Regions from separate parts of the Homo sapiens genome. Here region 2 is linked to region 1. A link is a contact called in ENCODE Hi-C data. All regions are on one chromosome and are shown on one strand. Each heading gives the region's core, a stretch centred on a gene start or an enhancer-like site at or near the end of the contact. The rest is flanking DNA. Distances are from core to core; before and after follow the strand shown. Region 1 overlaps MEF2C-AS1 (MEF2C antisense RNA 1). Region 2 holds the start of LINC02161 (long intergenic non-protein coding RNA 2161).

The links. A loop is a pair of places that touch in the nucleus more often than their neighbours do.
Region 2: a map of MCF 10A shows a loop between it and region 1 (1.8-fold over the local background). The contact joins the promoter of LINC02161 here to the enhancer-like site in region 1. A Hi-C loop is called at or near these places in 1 of 168 maps with a recorded cell type or tissue (MCF 10A).

Annotation. Positions count from the first base shown.
Region 1 is chr5:89,455,396-89,463,106 of GRCh38, forward strand. All of the region lies in intron 8 of MEF2C-AS1 (MEF2C antisense RNA 1), which reads left to right. Among named protein-coding and RNA genes, the nearest start is that of LINC02161, 120 kb to the right of the region's middle. Within about 2 kb of position 2,741, at least 8 of the 41 ENCODE cell types and tissues checked have a DNase peak (open chromatin) inside an H3K27ac peak, as active enhancers do.
Region 2 is chr5:89,577,975-89,585,685 of GRCh38, forward strand. It overlaps LINC02161 (long intergenic non-protein coding RNA 2161), which reads left to right and starts at 3,243. Exons shown (of 3, transcript XR_948556.3): 1 at 3,243-3,402.

The DNA of each region.
Region 1 (7,711 bases), core at 1,491-3,990:
GAAGAACTTTTTAGGAATAAAGAAGAATTTGGTTAAAATAATGTGTAGAGGGCCTGGTGCAGTGGCTCACGCCTGTAATTCCAGCACTTTGGGAGACTGATGCCGGTGGATCACCTGAGGTCAGGAGTTCAAGACCAGTCTCACCAAAATGGTAAAACCCCCGTCTCTACTAAAAATACAAAAATTAGCTATACATAATTGTGGGTGCCTGTAATCCCAGCTACTTGGGAGGCTGAGGAAGGAGAATCACTTGAACCCAGGAGGCGGAGGTTGCAGTGAGCTGAGATCATGCCATTGCACTCCAGCCTGGGTGACAAGAGTGAAACTGCATCTCAAAATAGTAATAATAATAATAATAATATAGAGAGCTAATCATCCCCAAAGTTGCAGTTGTAATGTCAAAATGTCTGACAACTTGAAATCTTGGTCATCAAGGTTTATTGGTTCTACTGAAAACCTTGCCATTAAGCTGATGATATTAGGTCACAGATTTTGAGACAACAGTCTGATATAGACTGAACTGTATCCTGCCAAAATGTATATGTTGAAGTTCTTACCCCCAATATGATTATATTTCCAGTTGGGGCCATTGTAAGGTAACTAGGTGCAGATGAGGTCATAAGGGTTGAGTCCTCATAGTGGATTAGTGCCCTTATAAGAAAAGACATCAGACAACTAACTCTCCTTCTGCCATGAGGGGATGCAGCAAAAAACTGGCCAACTGCAAGCCAAGAAGTGAGTGTTCACCAGAACCTGACTATGCTGTCACCCTGTTCCTGAACTTTCAGCATTCAGAACTGTGAGAAATTAAGTTTCTGTCATTCAAGCCAGTCAGTCTATGATATTTTGTTATGGCAGACCAAACTGACTAAGACTCAGTCATTGATACTTTTTTTCCCCTAATTTGTGGTATTTATAGTTGTACCATCTTATTATCATCTCATTCAAGATCGTGAAACTTGTGAAAGAATTAAAACAGAATCCTACTCTTCAAAAGGTTTGAATAGAAATAAGTAATAAGTGATTAAAATAGAATTTAGGCTTGTGAACTAATAAAAAAAAGTAATAAAAATCATAAAACAGAGAAAGAAAGGAATGAAGGATAAAAGAAATAGAGTCCTTTGGAATCATAAAATGTCTTGCAAACGTCATCAAGTAGAATAGATTAGCAACAATACCAATTGAAATGGATTGACCTCTTACTACATTCTAGGCACCTTCACTTTCCAAAGCTTTTTCATTTATCCTCAAATAACCTTCTGAGGAAGGTGAAATACCATTTCTACCCTCATTCTATAAGGTAAAAATAAAGCCCAGGGAGGTAAAATGAAACTTTCCCAATATTACAGTGAAATAGCAATTCCAATGCAAGCCTATGAAAGAGCTAGGACTATACTTTAAAGCATTCATATGCTCCATAAGATTTACCTCAGTAAAAACTATTTTCTCCTTATTTTTTACTTATATATAAAGCTACACCCACATAAAATACTTTTTATTAGCATTTACTTACTACTTCTCAATCTTAAAACGGAGGCAAATGTATATGAAATGTCTAGGACAAGGTTTAAATTTTAAACTTTTAAGAATATGTTCCTGAAATGTTCACCATTTAGCTAAACTCTAGTTACTTTTCTATCTTCACACAAACCCGCAACGAAGATCTAGTATCTTGATCAATCCAAGTGAAAGGAAAAACTTTTATTTTTCAATGTGTCTCTCTTATTTCCTAATTGCAATTAAAAAATTGTCTATCTAAGTTTAGTTGTGACTTTCAAACTTGGATTTTAAAATAGAAAAGGGAACTATAACACTCTTCCTAGTGTTAAGTCTGACAGTTTAGGTGTGTTGTCATTAGTGGAGTAAGTAAACAAACTCTGACTTTATCTAGCCCAGGTTGTTTTACACCTAACTGATTTTATTAATGAGATCTTGTTCAGCCCCTCCAGTGTGTTGGCTAGAACACTGAGCTGGATGGCCTGTGTTTTATTTAGATCAGCACATTTTGTGGCTATGGGATGGTTAACACACTTCCTTGGGGTTCTGGGTGGTGGAAGCAAGTAAAATTTTACTAGGTGGCCTTAGAGGGAACCCGTGGTTTTATACTACTTCCAGGAGAGGAAGAGCAACAGGGAGCGACTTGATCCTGCTGGAGACATTGTCCAAGGGTGCGTTAACAGGAAAGGATGTCCAGGACAGAGCTGGCCAATTCTGCTAGAGGCCAGCTGACATTCATGTGGTTTATCTAGATCATCCCTATGAATGTCACTGAGGAAACAGTGTTTAACTTCTTAAAATATCTCCTACAAAACTAAAAGGAAATTGCACCAAGTATGGCATCTGGGAGTGAGGTACACAGCTGCCAAAGACAGGAAATCTAAAGTAAAGCTGCCTCCCCCAACCATTAGATTCCTTTAAAAATAATTCAGATTCTATGATAATCTAAATGAATACAGTCAGAGAGATTCTGAATTTCATTGTTTTCTAAGCAGTCTAAGCTAATGTGTCTCAGATTTTCCATTGGTGGTTGGTGTGATGATGCAAATAGAAGGAACAGGTTGGTGATTTGTATTAAAAAAAGACGTAGAACAACTTCCAATTGGTTACAATTTACAGTTGGCCAAGGAGTAAACACAACTTCTAGACTTGCCAGCCTTCTCAAATTGGCCATTTTTATCTCTCTTCCTGCGCTAGTTGCTCAAAGCCATATCCAAAAGTACCCTGACACAAAACCACTGAAGGGTGTGGTCTCTGCTTGTCCTGGGCAATGAACAGGGAAGCTATTTATGTCTAGGGCATCTCTATTCAGTGACTCATGTTTCGACTGGAAAATTGGCCACAGCTTTCTAGCAGCTCTTTCCTGCCAGCTCTCCTGGCATGCTACCCAATGCTTCCACTGCCCCACCCTCTCTCTCCTTGCCCAGTCTGCTTTTATATTCCTGAAGCCCCCACTTAATAATAGTCATTGTTCCATGTTAACCTTGAGGATCTGGGAGAAAGGACAATGAAGGGCATAGCTGTATGCTGTAATGAGCATTTGGCGCTATAGCAGGTGGAAAAGGCTTTGGGGATCTGGGCAGATTAGGAGGAGAGGGGGCTCTAGCAGATGTTGAAGCAAGATGATGTATTGCTGCTCACTCTGGGATTCAGACAATACCAGTGCAAAAGTAGAATAGGGAAAAGGGGAAAAAATTGATCCCTTCTGAAACAAACTGCACTAGAAACCAGACACACTTGAAAGTGAGCATTTAAGAGACAAATTTGTTGCCAGGCCCTGGGTTTTCTCCTGCCTTTTCTTTCTCTCTCTCTCTGTCTCTCTCTTTCTCTCTCACTTTCTCTTTTCTGATAGCATATCAATTGCCAAATTGTCCTTTTAATTAGATTGTTAACTACATCCAGGGCTGGACATATTTCCTATCAGTTTAAGGTTCTTATTAATATGACTTTTTTGCACCAAAAAAAAAATAGCAGTGGATGGATCAAGAATTTCATTTTCATTTTAGCCTTATCTGAGAACCAGGAAGCCATGTTAAGCAAAGGCAAATGCCATTTAAATGATGATTAGTTCACCATTTGAAGAAATATATATTTAAAGCTGTCCTTTTGCACTGAGCTAGGCAATTAAATAACAAAAATGTTGACATTAACAAATGCTTCATTCACTTTATAAAGAATAATACAAATAAACCTTAATCTTAATAGGTTTGTGATATTTTCAGTTCTGATTTTTAATATTTATTGCAATATGTTTTGTAAAATTCTAAAAATAAAGATAGATGAATTACCTACTGTAAGATATGGTTTGCACAATTATTCATATATATGCATTCACACACATGTATATAATACATTCTGGGTGTGGAATGAAAGCCAAAATCCAAGTATTCATCAAATGTAGACAAAAAAAAATCACAATCCTTAAATGTTGATAACACTGAAAACAATTGTGGACAAACATATTTCAGAGAGTGGTATATATGAAGGTTTGGATTGTCAAAAATTAGTCCTAGGAATTTTAGCTTCCCTTTTCCTCAGCACTCAATACATTTACTCTACCACATCAATTTGAATAAAAACAGGAACAAAATCTATTGATATTTCACCCATAAGAAAGACATTAGAAGCTAGAGATTGTAACCTATAACTTTTATCTACTTGGCTACATTGTCTATGACTAGATTTACTTAGAGACCATCTTTATGATAGGAAAAAATGATAGAGCAAATAGAGAAATAATGATGAGAAGAATTTTCCTCTTTCTAGTAACAGTTAATTGACTAGAAAGCCTGTTTGTGCTCATCATATATTATTTAGATTTTATTTAAACAGTAGCAGTTAAGTCGAGTACTACTATTTACATTGTCATAAATCTGATTTGAATAAAGTTTCATAGATTTTGTGTCTGCACTGCCATATCTACAAAGCAGTAAAAGGCACTAGCTGGGTAGGTAGTTATCAAGAATGACAAATATCCTAAAGTTGTTAAATCTCCCATTCTGAGGAGTTGAAGTGGGAAATGGAGAGATTATTCAACTCTATCAACATCTGATACAGTAATTTGACTTACTTAATCATTATGTCTCATCTTCCATTATTAATTTAAACAATTTTGGAATTTATGTATTCACGAATCAGACTTGTGTGATAGTAAATACGCATTAAAAATAGTATTTTGTGGAATATTTCAGAACTTGTACTTTTTACCATTTGTTCTTAGGCAGGTAGAATCAAGTAGTTCACTAAGGCTTGAATAATAGAGGGTAAACCTCCTAGTTCTAAGATGTCTGATATCTGCTCTGTAAAAAAATAAAATAAAATCACCCAAATTTCACTACAATAAAACAAGAGCCATTTTATTATGCTCAAACAATCCATGGGTCAGAACAAGGCAGAGTGGATATGGCTTATTCTATTATCATGCTCTATGTCTGCAGCATTAATTGAGGAAACTCAAATGATGGAGATTACCAGTGTTGCTGGGGTGTGGAATGAGCTAGAAGCTCGTTCATTCACATAAATGTTGCCTGGTTGGAATACCTCCAAATCTGAACTCAGCTTTGACTGTCAATGGAGTGCAGCTTGTGACCTCTCCATGTAGTTTGAGCCTTTCAAAAAATGAAGTGTGGCTACCTACAACCAACTGATTTTCAAAAAGTCAACAAAAATATGAAGTGGAAAAAGGACACTCTATTCAGTAAATGGTACTGAAACAATTAAATAGCCATATGCAGAAAAATGAAACTGGACCCCTATCCTTTACCATATATAAAATTAACTCAAGATTAATAAAGACTTATATGCAAGACCTGAAACTATAAAAATCTTATAGGAAAAACTCTTCCAGACTCTGGCATAAGCAAAGATTTTATGACCAAGACCTCAAAAGCAAATGCAACAAAAAGAAAAATAGACAAATGGGTCTTAATTAAAGAGCTTCTGCACAGCAAGAAAAAATAATAATAATAATAAACAGAGTAAACAAACAACTTACAAAATGGGAAAAAATATTTGCAAACTATGTGTCTGACACAGAACTAACATCCGGAATCCAGAAGCAACTCAAAACAACTCAAGAAGAAAAAAACAATCCCATTTAGAAGTGGACAAAGGAAATGGACAGACACTTCTCAGAAGACATACAGGTGGCCAACAAACATGAAAAAATGCCCAATATCACTAATCATCAGAGAAATGAAAATCAAAACCACAATGAGATGCCATCACACACCAGTCAGAATGGCTGTTATTAAAAAGTTAAAAAGCCACAGATATCGGTGAGGATGTGTAGAAAAGGGAATGCTTATACACCGTTGGTGGGAATGTAAATTAGTACAACCCTTACAGAAAAAAATATGGAGATTTCTCAAATAACTAAAAATTGAACTACCATTCCACCCAGCAATTTCACTACCGTGTATCTACCCAAAGGAAATCATTATATCAAAAAGACACCTGCACTTGTATGTTTATGACAGCAGTATCTGCAATAGCAAAGTCATGGAATCATATAAGTGTCCATCAACAAATGACTGGATGAAGAAAATGTAGTATATAAACCCCATGGAATACTCTGCAGCCATAAAAAGAATAAAATCATGTCTTTTGCAACAACATGATTGAAACTGAAGGCCATTGCCTTAAGTGAAATAACTCAGAAATAGAAAGTCAAATATCACATGTTCTCACCTATAAGTGAGAGCTAAACAGTGGATATACATGGACATAGAGGGTGGAATAATAGACACTGAGTATTTCAAAAGCGGGGAGTGTGGGAGAGAGGTGAGGGTTGAAAAATTACCTACTGGGTATAATGTTTACTATTTAGGTGATGGGTACACTAGAAGCCCAAGCCTCACCATCATGCAATATATCCATGTGACAAACCTGCACATGTACCTCCTGAATCTATAAAATTAAAATTAAAAATGATATATGAGATCTAAAAGAGAGTAGCTGGAAAGGAAATATCCAGAGGGTGATCTGTCTATGAGACCAAGGAAGAAGCTGCAAGGCTCCTTCTGACCTGGCCTCAAAATTCATATGTCATCCTTCCAGCCTCATTTTATTGATTTCAGGAGAGCCACTAAGGCCAGCACAGGTTCAAGAGAGAGACTCCACAACTTGATCAGGGAGTGGCAAGGTCATATTGCAGAGGAGCCTGTAAGATATGGTATAGGAGTTTCAGCTGTCTTTGGAAAATGCAATGTGCAAGTTGTCTTTCTCACAACATATATTTATCAGGTTTTTAATTAAATTTTTAAGCCATAATTTATGTAAAAATCTGAGGATAAAAAATGTGCATATAAATGTAATAAACAAGTCTAAATATCTGTATATTTCTAAAGCACTGGTAGCTGGCTATGGTACTAAAAATGTATTCTCTGAAATCTGATAAATCAGTTTGAATCCCAGTTTTGCCACTCATTAGATGTAGGCATGGATAACTTTCTAAAATCATTGAAGCCTGATTTTTCGTTTACAAAATGGAGATGAAAATAATACACACTTCACACAATTATTAAGATAGAGTGATATATTGCATTTAAACCATACAACTATCAGGCTATCCAAAAATGTCCGTTGTCTATATGGGTGTAGGCTTTGTCTGTGATGATGAAATAGGAATGCAGACATTTCTACAGATAAATCAATAAAAGTATTGAATTGGTATAATTCATGACAAATGTTCTAAAGTAGTACAATGCTTTATTTTAATACTTAATATTAAAATTGCAATGTCAATTTTTCTGAGATTTATTGAAGCCTTTAGTAGTATGATGAATCTTCAAATCATGTAGTTCTGTGTATACAGACTACATTTATTGTCCCATCCAGAGCTATTAAGTCAATATTCATCTGTTTAATGACTATTGTTTAAGCCAGGCCCTAGTGATACACTGACAATCAAGGCAGTCTTTAAAAAAACAAAAACAACAACAAAACAAAAGCAAAAAACCGAGTTTATAAATTGTGAGAAGAAGAATTAACTCTTCTATATGGGAATGGGTATTAATTCTGTTATATAGGAATGATTAGGAGGGATTAAGATGAAGGGGCTAACAGATATAAGAAAACTCATTCACTCATCACTAGATATTTAAGTGAGTGACCATTATAATGCAGACTATGTGGTAGACAATAGAATATAAAGATGATCAAGGCACAATCCCTACTTTAAAGGAGTTCGCCTATGAGGAAAACTGATACATTG
Region 2 (7,711 bases), core at 1,993-4,492, 120 kb after region 1:
CATATTAAACAAACTCTGAAATAAATATAAAACTACAAATAGTGAGTGCTATCACTTACCACAGGGTGCTGTGAGAAATAAAAGCTAACAAGTTTAAGGTGGACATCTGCTAGTATTTTTTTTTCCCTGAATTCATTTCTCCATTTGGGTAATGTTAACAGTAACCCTCTTCCTTTGGAAAACATCTATTCCACTCTAAACTTAGATTTCTGGAAAGGCTTGCAAATCCACACTTTCCAACTCACGGAGTTGGAAAGATTATGCCAGCTAGGTGAGTTGGGGTAGCCCAAGCTCCCAGTTACAGCAATTGGTGCAGGAAGAGTCCATGACCCAAGTCTACCCAATCACAGGCCTTTTTCAGCATGCGTTTATAGTGAAGAAGAGAAGTTATCTTTTTTGTTTCCTCTTTGGTCATGATTCAATGAATATTTCAGCCCCCAGCTGCCAGGGACCTTATTCTCTTTCATGTGATCATGGAGAGAGACATGGACAGACAGAAACAGAGAGAGAGACACAGAGAGTGGCCTCATGGCATTTGAGGTCCTGGATACAACTGACCGTGGAGCCGAAGACAAACCACAGGTGATCAGAAGAAAGATGGATTTCTCATGTAAGATCTCAGGATAAATTGCCCCAGGCATTCATAAAAAGAGAATAATTGTCATTCTGGCATTGAGGTTACCCTAAAATGAGAAAATGGACAAAGTTACTGAGGGAGTTTGCCAAGTGTGATTGGGAACAAGTACTCTTCATGTGTGTAAGGGGGATAGGTATGTAAGAAAATGAAATAAAAGTGAGATGTGATAAAAAATCCAAGCACCAATTGAGTGGAACCTGCTCTTTGCTGTGACGCTGTCAGCTATCACTTAGATATTGAAGATCATATGTATACACATGAAAACATGGGCACATGTATTACTGTGCATTTAAAAATGTATACAGGGGCACTTGCATGAGAGAGATGTTACTCTTGCCTTCAAAAATTACTTCTACGGAATCTCGAAAAATATGCAGGGAACTAATAAAAGAGATTACCTTCAGGAGTTGGGAGGAGTGAGTCAAAAACTGAGTGAATAAAGAAAGATTAAAACTTCTCAATGAATATATTTTTAGGTCACTTTGCCTTTTGAATCATGTGCATGAATGTTTTATCTATTTAAAAATAAGAGAAAAGTTCTTAAAATATGTTTTTCTTCTGTAAAGGAGAATTTAGAGGGGAATGATTGTTTATTCCTGTTCTCTCAAGTTATACCTCCACAAACTTTCATTTGTTCCTTAGTCCACTCCATCTAACTTCCACTTCAGTCACTACAACACAACAGCCTTGGCTATGGTCCCTAATGATTGCCTGAGCACCCAATTCAATTAGACATATTTCAGATCATATCTCTGTTAACATCTCGGCACTATAGTCCTGCTCTACTTTTTGAAACACTCTATAACCTTGGATTCTGGGATCCAGACTCAGTTCTTGCTTCCTTATACTTTCTCAATACTCTTTTCTAGTTCCTTCTGAAAATTAATTCTCCTCCATACATCCACTTAATCTTGGAGTTTCCAGGCTGAGCCCTAGGTCCCCTTCTCCCTTTATATTCTCTCATGTTCAGCAAACTTGTCTCCATCCACAATGTTAATTACTATCAGTATATTAAAAACCACGAAGTAAGTATCTTTATTTCAGAGTACTCTTATGAATTACAGGCGTGTACCTACATCAACCTTTTCAACGTTTTGTTCTTGCTGGTCTTAAATGAAACCTCAAATTCAACATATAAACCAAAGACTCATTAATTCCTCCTCTAACATTTCAGTGCCCCCTATTCCAGTAAATGACACAAACGTGATTCAAGATAGAAACCTAGAAGTTATTCTTTTTACTACGTTCTCTATATTCCCAGCGTTCCATCTATCACAAATCCCACAACTGAAAACAGTGGTTCTCAAAGTATTGTCTCCTGACCAGTAGCATCAGCATCATCTGGAAACTTGTTAGAAATGTAGATTTTCAGGGATCACCCTAGGTTTTCTAAAACAGAAACTGACTTTAGGGCCCAACAATCTGTAAAGCCTACTAAAGTTTGAGAACTACTGAATTAACCTTTTAAGAAACTCTGGAATTTGTTAACTTTTCTCAATCCCTATTGCCATCTGTGTAGTCAAAATGCTACCAACCCTAACCAGGACTCTATAGTAGACTTCTAACTGATCTCTTGAAATATAAACACTCCATCCAGCCCAGTTCATTTTTAATTTATTTTAAATTAATTAATTACCTTTTTTAGAGACAGAGTCTGGCTCTGGCACCCAGGCTGTAGTGCAATGGCACAGTCATAGCTCACTGTAACATCAAACTCCTTGGCTTGAGTGATTCTCTCACTTCAGACTCCTGAGTAGCTAGGACTACAGGCATGCACCACTACACCAAGCTAATTCTTTCTATTTTTGTAGAGGTGGAGGTGGGGGTTCTCTCTTTGTTGTCCAGGCTGGTCTCAAACTCCTGACCTCAAGTGATCAGCCTCCCAAAGTGCTGGGACTATAGGCATGAGCCACTGCACCCAGCCCTACTTAATTTTGAACAGCGAACATTGTTTCAGCTGTTTCCATTTTAACTAAATTAAGCCCTGTTACCACTGAACTCCTGACCTACCTTCTGTCAGCCAGCATAAATGGAGACCCATTCAGAAATGTCTTCTATGCTTGAAGAAACTCTAAAGCTCTCCAATGTTTGGAATCCCCTCAAAACACTGGCACAAGTACCTAGGGAAGGCACATGGCCAAGGGAATGCAGTGTCCTCCTTTAGCTGCTATTGTTTTGGTTAGCAGGGAACACACACAAATTCATTCATTCATTCATTCATCCAAAAAATATCTATTTAGTACCCACTACTTGGCACAGATTATATTAGGACTTGGGAGTTCAGAGGTAATAGGGTCCTGGGGTTGGCCTACACAAAGTTCCCAGTCTAATTGAAAAAGATGATGAATTAGTGTTAGGTGCTAAGTAGATAAGAGATAAGTGGATAAGACTTCTGAGGGTAACAAATCATTTAGAGTGTAAAAATAATGGAGGGATTACAGTTTTATAGAGAGCATTAAGGACTGGCCTCAGGATGATAGGAAACAAAGAGAGAAAAACAAATGCAAATGGCCTGAGCAGGGAAGAACCTGATGCTAATGATGAACCACTTCAGGGTCAGTAGGGCTGATAAAGAAGTGAAACAGGAGAGAGGAAGAGGTGAGGCTGCAGAGTGAGGAGGAGCTAGATCGTAGGGTCTTCCTAAATTAATGTAAGCATTTTGGATTTTATTCTAAAATCCACAGCTACATTAATGCAGCTGCTCTTCAAGAGAATGGACATGAAGAGGACAAGAGCAGATATGAATGGGCCCACTGCGAACTAAGGTCAGAACACAAAACAGTTTTGTTTTCTTGGGTCAGTGTATCAGTTCAAGAACATTAAGAATCCAGGAGGCTTTCGAGGGCTAGCCTGGGGAAGTCACCATAATTTCTCATTGTGTTTTTATAATAACATACATTCCAAAAACCTAAACAACTAAGGAAAAAAGACTCTAGGAACACATTCTGTAAAGTTGGGGACTGCCACAAAAATTCTAAGCATATTTATAGTTAAGTTACTTGGTATCAACACTTTTCAATACTTTTACTGGTGAAGTTAATAGTTACTTTAGGTGTTTCTAGTTTTTAGAACCTATGATCTTCTATTATCCAAAGAATCAATTACGGATGGTTTTCAATCCCACTTTTAGCTTGGACTTCTCGATCACAAATTGTTTTTATTTATAATTTATTTGAAGCTTTATTTAGCTCTTCTGTTATTCCTTTCATTTATTCAAATGTAAATATGCTCAGCAGGGAGGTGACTATATTTGTCAAGCCACCTCTGGTCCTCCTAAAAAGAAATAAATAGCTCTTATGTGATGGAAAAATATATTGTATTAATTAATTAAATCCAATATTTTCCTCCTACAAAATGTCTTTTACTGGATTTTCTGCCTACTTTGTGGCTACATTCTTTGCTGCCTGGAAGGGGAACAGAAAGGTGTAAATACTGTTCACACCTCCTAACTGGTGTAATTAACAAATCTCTAGGTTACTTTGCAGCATGAAGTCTCCTATTTCACTGTAAGGGCTGGAGGAACAAGTTTAGATACTTAATGACCTGTCCACATACAGGAATAGCTCCGGCTTCAATCCACTAGAACTTACTTACAAAGCAATCATAGAGTATAATCTTCTACAAAGAAGCATGCCTAATAGCCATTTTCTAACTTGCTTGCAGCTATTTCAGCTGCAGCATTATTTCCAATTCAGGAAATGTTTTCCAATGCAAGGGAAAAAAAATAGACATATTTTTAACAACTCTGAAAAAAGAAACCTTGCTTTTAAACTTTGTTCTGTTCCTGATGTCAAAGCCGCTTTCCCGACTAATTAGGTTCCTAAGTTCTTGGTCAGAGCCCTGAGCTTTCCTGAAGCCTTTACTTTGACCTCATTTACAATCAGCCCAATCTATGAACATATTCCAAATATCAGCTAGGTTGATTGCTATCTTAATATCTTCTCTCCTAGACAAATGGTCTTTCTTTAAAATCATATGTAATCAGTAAAACATAAGAATAAGATTTAGGGCTTTGTGGGCTGTGAGCAAGTTTGAAGCCTGTCTCTTGTGTAACTTTAAGCTAGTTACTTAATCTCTCTGGGCTACAACTGTGAGAATAAAATATAGGATACTAAGTTAAATTTGAATTTTAAATAAACAATGAATATTTTTTAGTAAAGGTATATCCCATGTCATATTTGGTCACTCTCAATCTCAACCCTACTTTGGGCCTCAGTTTTCCTAAGTGTATGATGAATGTAATAATAGGGGAGTTGTGAAGATTAATCTGGTTGAAGCATTATGGTTATGGTGCATGGCAAATGGTGAGTCATCATTAATTCTTAGCTGCTGTGCTGCTGTTATTTTGTTCTCTAAGAAATAAAAGTGGTAACACAAGAATATCTAGATAGAGCTTGCCACGTGCTTGGCAAAAAGAGACCTAGACATTGCTGAACACATATGCTTTCTACCAACACATTCTTGTTAGATGCAACCATGTGCCAGGGCCTAAATGGTCTCATCAAGTCCTATGATCCCATGTGCTATAGCAGTTTTAAGATCTATTTTATACAGAAAGAAACTGAAACTCTGAAAAGTTTAGTGACTTGCTATCAGACAGCAAGGTAGTATCTGGCAAAGTTGGGTTTTGTTTTTGTGAGACTCCAACATGCAGGCTCTTTCCTCTATTCTGACTAGTGTCCTAAAATGAAGTAAAATTTGATATCACTGAAAAAGTATTTGAATTTAAGGAAAGAGTAATACACATTTTCATCTTAGTAACTATCAGTATGATAAAGATAACTGAGAATAATTATATAACACTTTAAAAAGCCACAAAGGACTAGCACCATAATTTGTGACTTTATCTGACAATGGACCTATGAATGTGTCATTTCTAGTTACCCTCTTCTCATAAATGAGGCTGAAATTCAGGACCTAGATGTCTCCCTTATCAGCATGGAGCTGTAATTGTTAAAGTCAGGACTAGTTTCCTGGGGCTGCTGTAATAAAATATGACAGACTGGGTGGCTTAAACAACAGATATGTATTTTCTCACAGTTCTGTAGGCTGAAAGTCCAAGATCAAGGTGACAGCAGGGCTAGTTTCTCCCATGGCCTCTCTCATTGGCTTGAAGATGGACACCTTCCTGCTGTGTCCTCACATGGTCTTTTCTTTGTGCACATGTATCCCTCCTGTCCCTTCCTTTTCTCTTAAGGACACCAGTCAGACTGAATTAGGACCCTACCATTATGACCTTATTTAACCTCAGTTATCTTTTTAAAAGCTCTGTCTCCAAATAAGGTCACATTGCAGTTTAGGGCTTCAATATTTGGATCTGGGAGAAACACACTTTCAGTTAATAATACCAAGCTTTCTCATTTCTGGTCTCACCCATGTTGTTAGTCATGATGCTTTTCTCAGAGTACTGTAAAAACAAGTTCTGTTGTTGGCATTTTTCATGGGAAAAGAAATACATAAAATGTGATGATGGATACATTTATAAAGATTAATAACCAATCTTTGAAGTATAAGAATTTTAAATATTCAATAATTTACACATTTGATAACTACACACTTGGGGTCTGGTCCACTATAATATCTTGGACTAAGAGAAAAATAATGAATCTGAAAATAAAATTGATTCTAGCTGATACAATAACTAATTTCACATGTTAAGAAGTATCAGGAAGTTAGAATCTATTCCATACAGGTTTGAGGAAGAAACAATGATGGGGCATGCACTATCTTACACTAATACCTTCAAATTTTAACATTCTAAAGTGTAGAAAGTTTAGGCAGCACTCCATAGGTCAAACCAGCCTCAACATGTACCTTTAAATGCCACGTTAGATTAATAGCTGGGTATGCTGAATGATTCAATGGATGATTCATAGGACGACTGCTTACTCCTGGAATCAGACGGATTCTATGACACAGTTTAATTTGTTTGCACTTAGCAGCAGTGTGGACAACGTAAGGGAGTCTATAATGGAAGCAGCTGGGGGAGAAATCTGTAGGAAAAATGTAAACAAATCTTTCAACACTTAGTGAATGTAGGTAGAGAGCATTTAATATGGACACCACTATAAATGATTTGAACTGCAATATTGGTTTTTAAAAACACAGTCTGTCCAGTGGTATTTTTATAGTTGGTGTCAACCACAGTTGTTTTTAGTTACAGCTTGCATAACATTTCAAGATAAATCAAAGTGAACTGTTCTGAATTTTAAAAAGTAGCACAGATTTGCTAATACTGTAATCATTGCTTTGACCAAAGGCTACTTTGCACTATGTCTACATAACACTTATTCGACAAATATTTATTAAGTGTTGATTACTCTCTAGATACCATCCAAGGCACTGGGAATATATCAATGAATAAAACACAGTCCCAGTATGCAATATACTTATAGTGTCTCCTGGGGAGAGAAGCACCTGAAACGCAGGGTAAATGCTAAATGACATAAGTGTTTGTTCTGGATTCTGGAGAAGGGGCAACATCTATGCTTGTCTTGACTAAGGGAAATTAAGATAAGTTTCCTAAAGAAGACAGTGTCCAAGCTCAGATCAAGGGCCAAGAGTTAGGCAAGGAGTTGGCAGGAAGAGCCTCCTGAGAAAAGGGCTAAGTATATATAATGTAGTGAAGATCAAACTAAGCTCAGTACAGGAAGCCATGTACCATGATTGAACCACAGAATGGGAATCAAGGGGTGTTGAAAAATGAGGTTGGAAAAGTTCTCAAGCGAGTGTGTGCACAATGAAGAGGAGCTTTTTTTCTGGAGCAAATACAGCTTTTAAAGAGCTTTAAGAATGGGAGTGATATTCAGCATTGTCTTTTGTTTTTAGAAAAATTACTCTAGTTGACTGTGAGCATATTGTCAACTAGACATAGTAAGAAGACATAGTAGGAAGACCAGGTAAGAGTTAACATAGTAATGTAGGTTTATAGCATCCTGAACAAAAGCATAATGTGGACCATTTTGACACGTTTTAAAGAGGTAATATTGATTGGATTGAATGCGGAAAGTGGAGGAGAGAAAAAACTGAATATGTTCCTGAGGATTCTGAATTAGGCAACTTGTAAATCAAGGT